3 separate regions of the Homo sapiens genome follow, and regions 1 and 3 are each linked to region 2. A link is a contact called in ENCODE Hi-C data. All regions are on one chromosome and are shown on one strand. The core of a region is the stretch at or near the end of the contact, and the rest is flanking DNA. Distances in the headings are between cores, read along the strand shown. Region 1 has its middle 220 kb from the start of COL8A1. Region 2 holds the start of DCBLD2 (discoidin, CUB and LCCL domain containing 2). Region 3 overlaps LOC105374007 (a long non-coding RNA gene).

Region 1 (3,371 bases), core at 437-2,936, 520 kb before region 2:
TGTGTCATAAACAAGGTTAAGAAAAAGGTGCTGTGTTTTGATGTGCACAGACATAAACATCTCGACGCATTAAAGAGCAGTATTGCCGCCAGCATCTCACCTCCAGCCTTAAGGTGGTTTTCTCCTATCTCAGTAGATGGAAAATATAATCGGGTTTTACACCTAGACATTCCATTGCACAGGGACGAGCAGGAGACAGATGCCTTCCTGTTATCTCAACTGCAAAGAGGCCTTCCTCTTTTACATGCAAGAGAAAAACCCATATAACAAAGAGTCCTCTTTTTATGAAGACATTTTCCACCTTCAGTTGAATTAAGATGAAATTACACAGAAAAATCATTTGTTATATTTGTGCTATAAAATGTCATATGTAACATCTGATTTATGACTACAAAGATCAATACAATGGCTCATTTAACATGAGGAAAATTTAATTAATAATTCAGTACTAGAGCAAACAAGAAGTATAATTAAAGAAATACCATTAAAAAGACTTGTCAATTGAACAAAAAGCTGACTGTTTTCCTTAGGAATGGAGAAACTAAAATGAAACATTTGCATTGAAGGGACCTGCTGGCTTTATAATCACATCTGCTAACCAGTCTGCATCCTTGGCTCACAAAGATCCCCATGACTGCTAAAAAAATAAAAGCAATGCTTTCAAAAACATTTCCCCTTCATGTAACCTAGCATATTTCAGCAGTCCGTGTTCCCAAAACTTGTGGTTGAAAAAATCTCAACTTCATGCCTACATTTCCTGAAAAGAAGATCAGCCCAGGGGTGAATCAGTAACACATGAAGCTTGCTCTCCAGACACAAATAGAAATACACATCAGAAAAAAACACTGGCATAAAGATGACAGAAACCTCATCATGTTGAGTTGAGAAGTCAATCCTATTATTAGTTAACAGAGATTGAGCGTCCTTTGGCACTGGATGGTGCCAACACCATTGCTAGGTGCTGTAGAGAACATAGAATTAGGCAAAGTCTTGCCCAGGGGGTTCATAATCACATCAGACAAACCAGACACTAACACAGTCCAGCAGTCTGGAGTGGAGAGAGCTGAGCTTACATGGGGAACCTAAGGTCAATCTGTCCATGAGAATTCTCAGTTTCACTCCAACTCTCTTGTGTCAGAAAAATCTGGGGAAAAACCTTTGACATACTATCATGTGATTTCCATTTCAACGTCACCCAGGAAGCCTGTTTTGCAAAGGAGTACAGTTGAGTTTTCACTTGTCATGTAACCGGGTTCAGAATAAATTCAGTGAAACTATTGGCTTAGTTTATTAGAGAAGGAAGGAAAAACTCACAAGGCCAGAGTTATTAGGAGGAGAAGTAAAGTTATGTAGGTGAACATCCCACAGAGAAGCCTGGGGGCCAGACTTCTGCTGAGCCTGTATTACATACTGTATAGATGACCATTTGGTGGTGGGTCTATTCTTACCTCCACTCTGTCATGAAAAGTCAAGGTTACATAAACGATATTGACAAGTGAGCTGGGCTGCTTGGCACCAGGTAGTCTGAATTTGACTTGTCAGTTGTTAACAGAAGATTTCTGGATGTATCAGTAACCCAGCTATTAGAAACACTGGAACCCGTCTGATATTCATAACATGAAAAACAGGATGTTGCTGTTCACATGGGAGTCTGAGATTAAAAAGCAGTAGTATGCATGTGAAAACTCTTCTCAAGGTTGGGTTAGATCATTTCCTGTCCTCCTATAGCACTTTAGTACTCACCACCATCATAGAATTAATACTCTGTGTTAAGGTAATTGCCTATTTGTATCTCTCCTTAGCACTTAGACAGTACATGATACATGGCAGGTTCCAATACAAATTTATAATAAATAAATGCTGTAACGAATGTAAGCAAGCTGTAACTCTGCATACTCTTTGAATTTCTGAAAAGAATTCAAGTATGATAAGTTTCAAAAATCTTCACACAGTCCTCCAATATCCTAACTTTTTTTTTTTAAAGACAGCCCATGGGCCCCAGTTTTACATTTAAAATGTAGGATGTTTTTCATAGTTGGTTGGAATAACAAGAGTATCAATTTCCTCATCTAGTCCATAGTTCCATGTATACATAACCAGGTATGCATTGTATACATGGAATTCCTTCATGCTATTTTTTTTGTATATAACAGTGCCTATGTAATTTGAACTCAGAATAGTAACTGTTTGTGAATTTAAGAGCCATGTGGTATTTAAATAACAATTCTACTTCTTTAAAGTTCCTTCAAGATATTTTGCAGATTTTTAATAGAGAAAATGACTTTTAAGAAACCATGTGTGAAGGTAATATAGACAGACTAGCTTCCAGTAAGAGTAATGGATTCTTATCCAGACTGCCTCGGAGTCCATCAGCTGGTGACAGACAGAAGAGCAGAAGTGTGCCCCAAATGTCATGTAAACATGTTAGTTCTAACAACTAAGCCAAACCCAACATTGCTGAAGCTAAAGTGAATTAAAGGACCTGCCATACATATGTGGGTTATTCCCCCTCCCTGAGAAATAGGGCATGGGAAAAGTTTGGCTTTCTGAAAACATCAAAAATAGCTAGAAAGGAAATATTTCTTTAGTTCTCTAATGGGCTGAAAAGGTAGAGGTTTATAATTTAATCTTAAACCAGTCTCTCATATCTAATATTTTGGGAAAATGCTGTCTTGTGCTGGGTTGAAGACCCTTTTTAGAGATTTTTTCATTAATAAGCAAACAGATTGGTCTTTTTTAAGTGCAAGATCTTTACGCTTGGGTATGACTGTTTTCCTGGATTTAAAATAATTCCCATGTACTTTATTTCAGTTGTGTGGAGAAAAGTATATTTTACAGAAACACTCTTTTCTAGGAAATAAAATACCATGGAAGAATTATATAACTGGAACACAATTTCAAAAATCAACTTATCTAATCTACACGTTTAGACATTAGAAATCTTTGGTTGTGAAAGTTAATACCCAAGGTCATATGGCTTCTGAGTGGTGTTACTGGACAAGAACTTATGTCCAATGCTGTACTCCTTTCTTTAAAAATAATTATTCTTTGGGAGGCCAAGGCGTGTAGATCATGAGGTCAGGAGATTGAGACCATCCTGGCCAACATGGTGAAACCCCGTCTCTACTAAAATACAAAAAATTAGCCAGGCGTGGTGGCGCTCGACTGTAGTTTCAGTTACCCCAGAGGCTGAGGCAGGAGAATGGCATGAACCAGGGAGGCGGAGGTTGCAGTGAGCCGAGATCACACCTCTGCACTCCAGCCTGGCAAGACTGTCTCAAAAAAAAAAAAAAAATTGTTCTATTGTTTCTTAAACTTTTAATGTTGAGATAATTATAGATTCGTGTGTGGTTGTAACAAATGACACAGAG
Region 2 (3,514 bases), core at 819-3,318:
GGTCGGGAGTTCGAGACCAGCCTGACCAACAATGGAGAAACCCCGGCTCTACTAAAAATACAAAATTAGCCGGGTGCGGTGGCACATGCCTGTAATCCCAGCTACTAGGGAGACTGAGGCAGGAGAATCGCTTGAACCCGGGAGGCAGAGGTTGCAGTGAGCCGAGATCATGCCATTGCACTCCAGCCTGGGCAACAAGAGCAAAACTCCATCTCAAAAAAAACAAAAACAAAAACAAAAACAAAAAAAAAACTGACAATGTCATTCTTTCTTAGAACCCTTTAGTTATTTTCCAGTGATACAAAATAAAATCTTGACTCTTAGCTTGCCTTACATCTTGCCCCTCCTAACTTTTCCAGACTAGTCTCCAGTTCCTCCCATTACGTCAGCAGTAGTCAATCCAGCTCCATCAACACCATTCCCTATTGAGCCTGTGACCCAGCCTATTTTGCCTCTGGCCTGAGATCACCTTTTTCACTTTAGTTTCTTATTCAAGACACTGGCATTTCAAACTGACGGGTTTTTTTGAACTCCGTTCACTGTGGTATTGTGGCACCAGTCCACACCTCTAACAGGGCACTAATAACAATAGGTTTGTTTACATGTCACCTCCTCCTCCAGAATGTAAGTTCTTCTCAGTAAACTTTTTATGCCCAATGCCCACAATGGCTTAGAGCATAATAGGGTTTCTTAGGCATTTAATAAATGTTAATTGAATAAATTTGGTTAAAGAGATTATTGTATAAGAAATATGCAGGGGAGTTGAAACATACGACCTCCAAAGTCCTTTCCAACTTAGACTTTCATTGAAGGATATCAGTCCCTTCCATGTTTTTGAATATCACATCTATGTATGACTATGTATACATATGTATATGTATACATGTATGGCTATGTATGACTCCCAGAGCCATAATTTCAAAGCTCTCAATCTGAGCTTTCGACTAAAATATCCATCTGCCTGTTACATAGCTTCACTTATTATCTAAGTTGGCATCTCAAATTCAATACGTCCAAAATTAACTTACTTTCCCACACAACTTGTTCCACCTTAGCAGTTTTTTGTATTTGCTAATGACACCATTGTCCTTTCAGGGACTGCTGTTAAAAACATCCTACATGGCCACTCTCTTCTAAAATAAATCACTGCGTAGACCTCTGCATTCCTCTTTCCTAAAATTCTTTTTGTCGTTCCATAGGCTTACAGTCTCCATCAAACTGCTTGTGACTCTAATTAGCACTTACTTCATTCTGACTTGCATGCTATATTTCCATCTCTGTTCCACATTTCAAGATTTCTGTAGATAGACAGCAGGTGCTCAACAACTCCTTGTAGAATGGCTGCATGAAGGTTGGGATGTTAGGTTTAAATTGCCTTTGCGGCACGGATCTTGTTTTACACTTTTTTGTCCCCCACCCCCCGCCATAAAAAGAGCAGAGAAAACAGGGAACACATATATTAAAAACTGAACACTGCATCTATTATTCTAACTCGGAGCTGTTGCAACAACTGGCGGCAGTTTTAACAAAACAAGCCACGCTCTGCCATTAAAAAAAAAAAAAAAGTCCCTTAGACTCAGCTCCCAGCTAAAACAACCCAGGATCCAGGTTTCCCACCCCCTTCCAGTGGTCTGATGTGCGTCGGAGGAGCGAGGAGAAAGGAGCAAGGAGCAAGCTGGGCCTGAGGAGCAGGGAGCGCGGGATGGGGGACGTCCCGGAAGTCACTGACGAGCTGGCTGCCGCCTCTGCGGGATCAGTTTGGGCTGAGGGCCCAACAATAACAGGCGCCCGGGCCGGGCGGGGGCCGCGGGGATCCGAAGCTGGAGGGCGGGACCTGGATTGGAGGAGGCGGGTGGGACGCCTCCAAAGGCCGAAGGGGATTGGAAGAGGGAGGTAAGGGGCGGTGGAGCTCGAGGAATGGGCCGGAGAACTAGCGGGTCGAGCGAGGAGCGAGCATGCTGATTGGGTTTCGCGGAAGGAGACGGACCAGAGCTGGCCGAGGATTGGCCGCGGTGCCTAGGGGGCGTGGCCGGCGCGCGCGAGAGGGAGCGCGAGGGAGCTGGCTGCGGGCCTGCCTGCCAGCTAGCCGGAGCCGCGGGTGAGCGCGGCGAGCGGCGACCCTGGTGAGGAGCGCGGCGCGGGAGGCACGTTCCTTAGCTCCGCCGCGGCCGTCCTCCGCGGCTCGAGGACTCCGCTTCCTTCCCTCCCCTCCCCTGCGCTCCGGCCTGGGGTCTCGGCGCGGGGAGCGGAGGGAAGGGACGAAGGAGGAGTAGGTGAAAGCGGGGTGAGGGGCGGAAGGGTCCCGGCGCGGGGTGAGGCGAGGGCTGCCTCTTGTTCTCCCGCCGCTGCCGCCGTCTCCTGGTCGGGTGCCGCGGCCAGAGGCGCGCGGGGCTGCCGAGGCACCCGCACTATGCAGGCAGACTGCCGGCCGCCGCGATGGCGAGCCGGGCGGTGGTGAGAGCCAGGCGCTGCCCGCAGTGTCCCCAAGTCCGGGCCGCGGCCGCCGCCCCCGCCTGGGCCGCGCTCCCCCTCTCCCGCTCCCTCCCTCCCTGCTCCAACTCCTCCTCCTTCTCCATGCCTCTGTTCCTCCTGCTCTTACTTGTCCTGCTCCTGCTGCTCGAGGACGCTGGAGCCCAGCAAGGTGAGTGGTCCCAGGGGAGTGAGCGGCGGGGGAACCTCCGTCGGGGCTGCGGGTCTCTTGGCCCCTGAACAAATCTGCAGACGCTGCAGGGAGGCGCGGTGCGCTTTCGTGCGTGGCCGGACCTGGCTGGGTACTCACGGGGTTGAGTTGCAAAGGCAAGGTCTTGCCCGTCTGTCCCCCAAGTTGGCGCGGCTTTACTTTTTGGCAAGGCCATTTATTTTTCTGAAAGGGGGACGTGAGACCCTGCTATGAAAGCCTCGTTGATATTAGGTCCTTCTGGGGAAAATTTTGGGGAGGAAAAAGAACCTTTGGAGGTAATGACCCCTAAAGTTAAGCTGCACGGATGGATGGACACTGTAGGAAGGCAGGTTAATTAAATAGCATCTTAAGCCTATTAAAGGTAAGTGGTGGTAATTATGATCCTTTGTGAAAGAGCCCGGGTTCTGAAGCGAATGGAATAGTTTCTGCTTATCTCTGAGTCTTGGATTCAGAACATGTTCTTTACAATCCATCATTGAGGCTGGTGGTCTAGACTGCCTTGGTCAAACACTGGGTCTGACCCAACGCTATGCTAATTTGCCCAAGTGAAGCTCTCCACATTAAAAAGGTAAGCCTTTCCAGAAAGTGACAAAACTTTTTTTTTTTTCCACCTACAATCCTTGAAAAACCTGTTCCAGAAACAGGCAAAACTGTTTATTAAATACTTATCATAATGGAAGGAGAATGCAGGGTGATTTCTTTTCCCCTTTAGTACTGTTTTCCCGTAGTGTACCACACTTTTTGAATCAGTTTGGCATCAGTTTTTGAAAAGATATTTCCATTGCATTTTCCATTTTATTGCAGTGGGAAGGATAAGGATTGGATTGTTACTTA
Region 3 (3,263 bases), core at 68-2,567, 600 kb before region 2:
GTGGAATATCTGGAAAAAGCATTGGTTACATTTTTTGTAACCCTTGGCTAATGAGTCCCAGTCAGTGGAGGCTGAGCTAAACACCACACAGGCAGCAGACCATCAGCTCGCTTCTCATGAATGCAAAGAAGATGTCATGGAATCAGGTCTTATCTTTTCATGTAACCTGGCAGCTAATTTCTCCCTTAATTAGTTGTAACACCGTTTATGCAAAACAAAGGATTTTCTTATTTCCTTAAACAAAAATTGTGCTGGAATTCTAGAATTTATTTTCTAAGTATGTAATTAAGCACATTACAAAAAGACATAATTGCAGGTCAGAGATTTTCTAGTGGAGACTGTTACCCATGTTCTCAGGGTGTTGACAGGATACGCTTCATCTCCCTGGTCCTGCCCCCATGTTATAATAGCTAACAGTTTTTTGGTATTTTTAAGTTTGCAAAGAGTTTGGATATGCAGAATCTCATGTGGAGCTCCTTATTAGGATTAAAGGGGGAAGAAAAGAATCAGAGAGTAAAATTTTAGAATATTAATGCTTGGAGGCCTTTGGGGATCACTTAGTCTAGCATTTTCCAAATTGTAACCAGTAGAATACGAGTTCTAGAAAATGATATTTGAAAATAGAGTTCCAGCTGGGTGCGGTGGCTCATGCCTGTAATCCTAGCACTTTGGGAGGCCGAGGTGGGTGGATCACAAGGTCAGGAGTTTAAGATCAGCCTGGTAAACATGGTGAAACCCTGTCTCTATTAAAAATACAAAAATTAGCTGGGCATGGTGGCACGTGCCTGTAGTCCCAGCTACTTGGGAGGCTGAGGCAGGAGAATCACTGGAACCTGGGAGGCTGAGGTTGCAGTGAGCCAAGATCCCGCCACTGCACTCCAGCCTGGGTGAAAGAGTGAGACTTCATCTCAAAAAAAAAAAAAAAAAAAAAAGAAAAAAGAAAATAGGGTTCCAAAATGAAATGAGGTTGGGAAACCTGGGACACTGTTTCCCCTCCTGGAGATTTGCAGTTCATATTAACATATTATAGGCTTTGGGGATTCCCAAAATAAAAAAAAAAAAGTATTAAGTTTCTTTTAATGAAGCATTTCCTACTTTTATTTGATTATGCAGTATCTCCCCTCCCCTCATATATATATATATATTTAACATTTAAGGAAACCAAAGCCTTACAGTTACACGGTTAATTGGTGGCAAATCCTCGATTTCACAATTCTCGGGCTCCAGATTATTACATCACTTGCTAAGGTCTGTGAAGTACTCTGACTGTGACTCACAACCGAGGACTTGTGGAATAGTGACTGGGCCACGCGACTGCACTCTCTTAAGATTTTGGTTTGCCAAGTCATTCTGAATCTAATGATCTTTGGGTGATTCCCCAGACTGAGGAGGAAGCAACAGCAGCTGTGCATTGGGCCCACAGAAAGAATGGTTGAAGACTGCAGTGTATTTTGAGTTTCTGCTTTGGAGGGGAGGGTTGGTCCTGATGCCCACAGACGAATGGCCTCCTGGTTCCAATCAAGGCCAGCCCAAAGTAAGTCAGTGAAGAGGTGAAATGTGACTTCAGAAAAACTCTGCTCTTTTTTCATTTTACTATATAATCCTTGATATAAGTGTAACTACACTTTCACATCCTCAGTGCTTTTGATAAAAATTCTGCTCTGAGAGCTTTTATTCATATTACATTATAAGTGATTGATAACTACAGTTAAAGGTTAAAGTGTTTCCTATCCCACAGGGATTTCCATTCCACCCTAAACACTGTGCTAAAAAAAATAAAGCTCTAAGGGTGGGTCTCGAGGCGAGTGGTGAGGGAGAATTTTTTCCCCTACATGGGGACATAGGCTCTGAAAACCACATTGGATGGATACATATCCTTTTCATGCTTGAATAAAAAATATACATTTCTGGTCCAACCGAGTTTAATACACATCTTGACATTTTATTTTAATATTTCTAGTAAGATATCTTTTTTTTTGCAAGATGGAGTAGCCTTATTGAGTCCCTAGGGTACAATGTCACTTGATTCTTCACACATGAAGAATGTGGTTTCATTTTCTCAGTTCTCTGATAAGTAAATGTAAGGGTTCTCTCTCTTCTTTGAGGAGATAGGAGAACATGCTCAGTGCTGCATAGTACTATAGACTCATTAATTCCTTGACAGTGAGTAGCTGTCATATTCCAGACCTGGGGAAAGAGAGACACCTAGGTCATGGCTTCTGTCCTCAAAGAGATTACCTTCAAGAGGAAGCATTCATAAATTTATATAAACAGATAATAATAATTTGATAATTTCTATAATGGAGATCTATCCCAAGAATGTGGGAATAAATCTTCATGTTAAAATGTTTTGAGTTCTTTGACAAAGTCAAATCTGTCTGAAAAGTACTTTAATAGAACACAAATTTTATGCTAATTTTCAGGCCTTAAATCTAGGCCAAAGTCATGGGTAGTGCTTAACACATAAATAAGTTTCCTGTATGATGTGTGTGTGAGGTGAAAACCTTTTCACCCTTAACCTACTCCCCTCACTGCCATCATAAATGGTACAAGCTTTTAAGGTGACATTTGTGTTTAGTGTGGTCTGAAGGCCTTTGTTATTGGAGACAGGCAGCACACTAAGTTAGGGAAAACCTTGGATTTAAAAAATATTAAGAATTACTTGGACAGCCAGCAAATTCCTTAGTAACTTGCAATAGAAAAGAAAGGCTTAAAAAAAAAGAAAAAAAGGAAAATGTGGTCTTTAGGCCTTGACATCTCAATTAGCTTTTTCTAAAGCTAATCCACCCAACTAAGTTTACAACATATTGGTTAGGCACATCATCAGGAATTGAGATGGCAGGAATCATCTAAACTTGCTTAATCAGGGCCTTGTTGAATATCCCAGCAATGCAAAACCCTAGATGGCGGATGCAGGTGGTAACCAGTGTCCCTAGGAGTTGTGCAATGTGGAGACAGTATCCTGTCTATGAATGTCTTTGTTTACTCTGTGTCCCTCTTTTCTTACATCTGCCACATGTGAACTCATAGGGCATGAGTTCAAACAGTTGAATTCCAGAGCTATAAATGACGTGGATTCCCTCTGGGAAGCAGTATTGGAACAGTTTAACACCCAGTTTTTGAAACTGACATGTTTAGGTTTAAACCATGGCTCTGCCCTTTACTAGCTTGTGTGACCTATGAAATGGGGAGATTTATAACACTAACTTGTAATGAGATCATCTAGGCTAACCACTTAGCACCTGGCACAGTATAAATATACA

What was found. Hi-C counts contacts between places; a loop is a spot of excess contacts on that map. Pooled maps may share reads with other maps.
Region 1: a pooled map shows a loop between it and region 2 (4-fold over the local background). The contact joins the enhancer-like site here to the promoter of DCBLD2 in region 2. A Hi-C loop is called at or near these places in 3 of 37 single-sample maps with no recorded cell type and 2 of 50 pooled maps.
Region 3: a loop to region 2 is called in a pooled map, with 6 times the contacts of the local background. The contact joins the enhancer-like site here to the promoter of DCBLD2 in region 2. A Hi-C loop is called at or near these places in 3 of 37 single-sample maps with no recorded cell type and 6 of 50 pooled maps.

The regions. Positions count from the first base shown.
Region 1 is chr3:99,416,631-99,420,001 of GRCh38, reverse strand. No RefSeq gene overlaps it. Among named protein-coding and RNA genes, the nearest start is that of COL8A1, 220 kb to the left of the region's middle. RefSeq lists an enhancer at 1,137-1,276. Within about 2 kb of position 1,686, at least 3 of the 41 ENCODE cell types and tissues checked have a DNase peak (open chromatin) inside an H3K27ac peak, as active enhancers do.
Region 2 is chr3:98,900,249-98,903,762 of GRCh38, reverse strand. It overlaps DCBLD2 (discoidin, CUB and LCCL domain containing 2), which reads left to right and starts at 2,068. Exons shown (of 16, transcript NM_080927.4): 1 at 2,068-2,641. The coding sequence starts at 2,437. LOC105374002 (a long non-coding RNA gene) reads right to left here and starts at 1,749. Exons shown (of 2, transcript NR_189121.1): 1 at 1,246-1,749. RefSeq lists silencers at 1,750-1,799, 1,940-2,629 and enhancers at 1,737-2,452, 2,453-3,169.
Region 3 is chr3:99,504,170-99,507,432 of GRCh38, reverse strand. The region is part of intron 1 of LOC105374007 (a long non-coding RNA gene); the gene reads left to right. LOC105374005 (a long non-coding RNA gene) reads left to right here. Exons shown (of 5, transcript XR_007095985.1): 4 at 1-1,534. Among named protein-coding and RNA genes, the nearest start is that of COL8A1, 130 kb to the left of the region's middle. Within about 2 kb of position 1,317, at least 7 of the 41 ENCODE cell types and tissues checked have a DNase peak (open chromatin) inside an H3K27ac peak, as active enhancers do.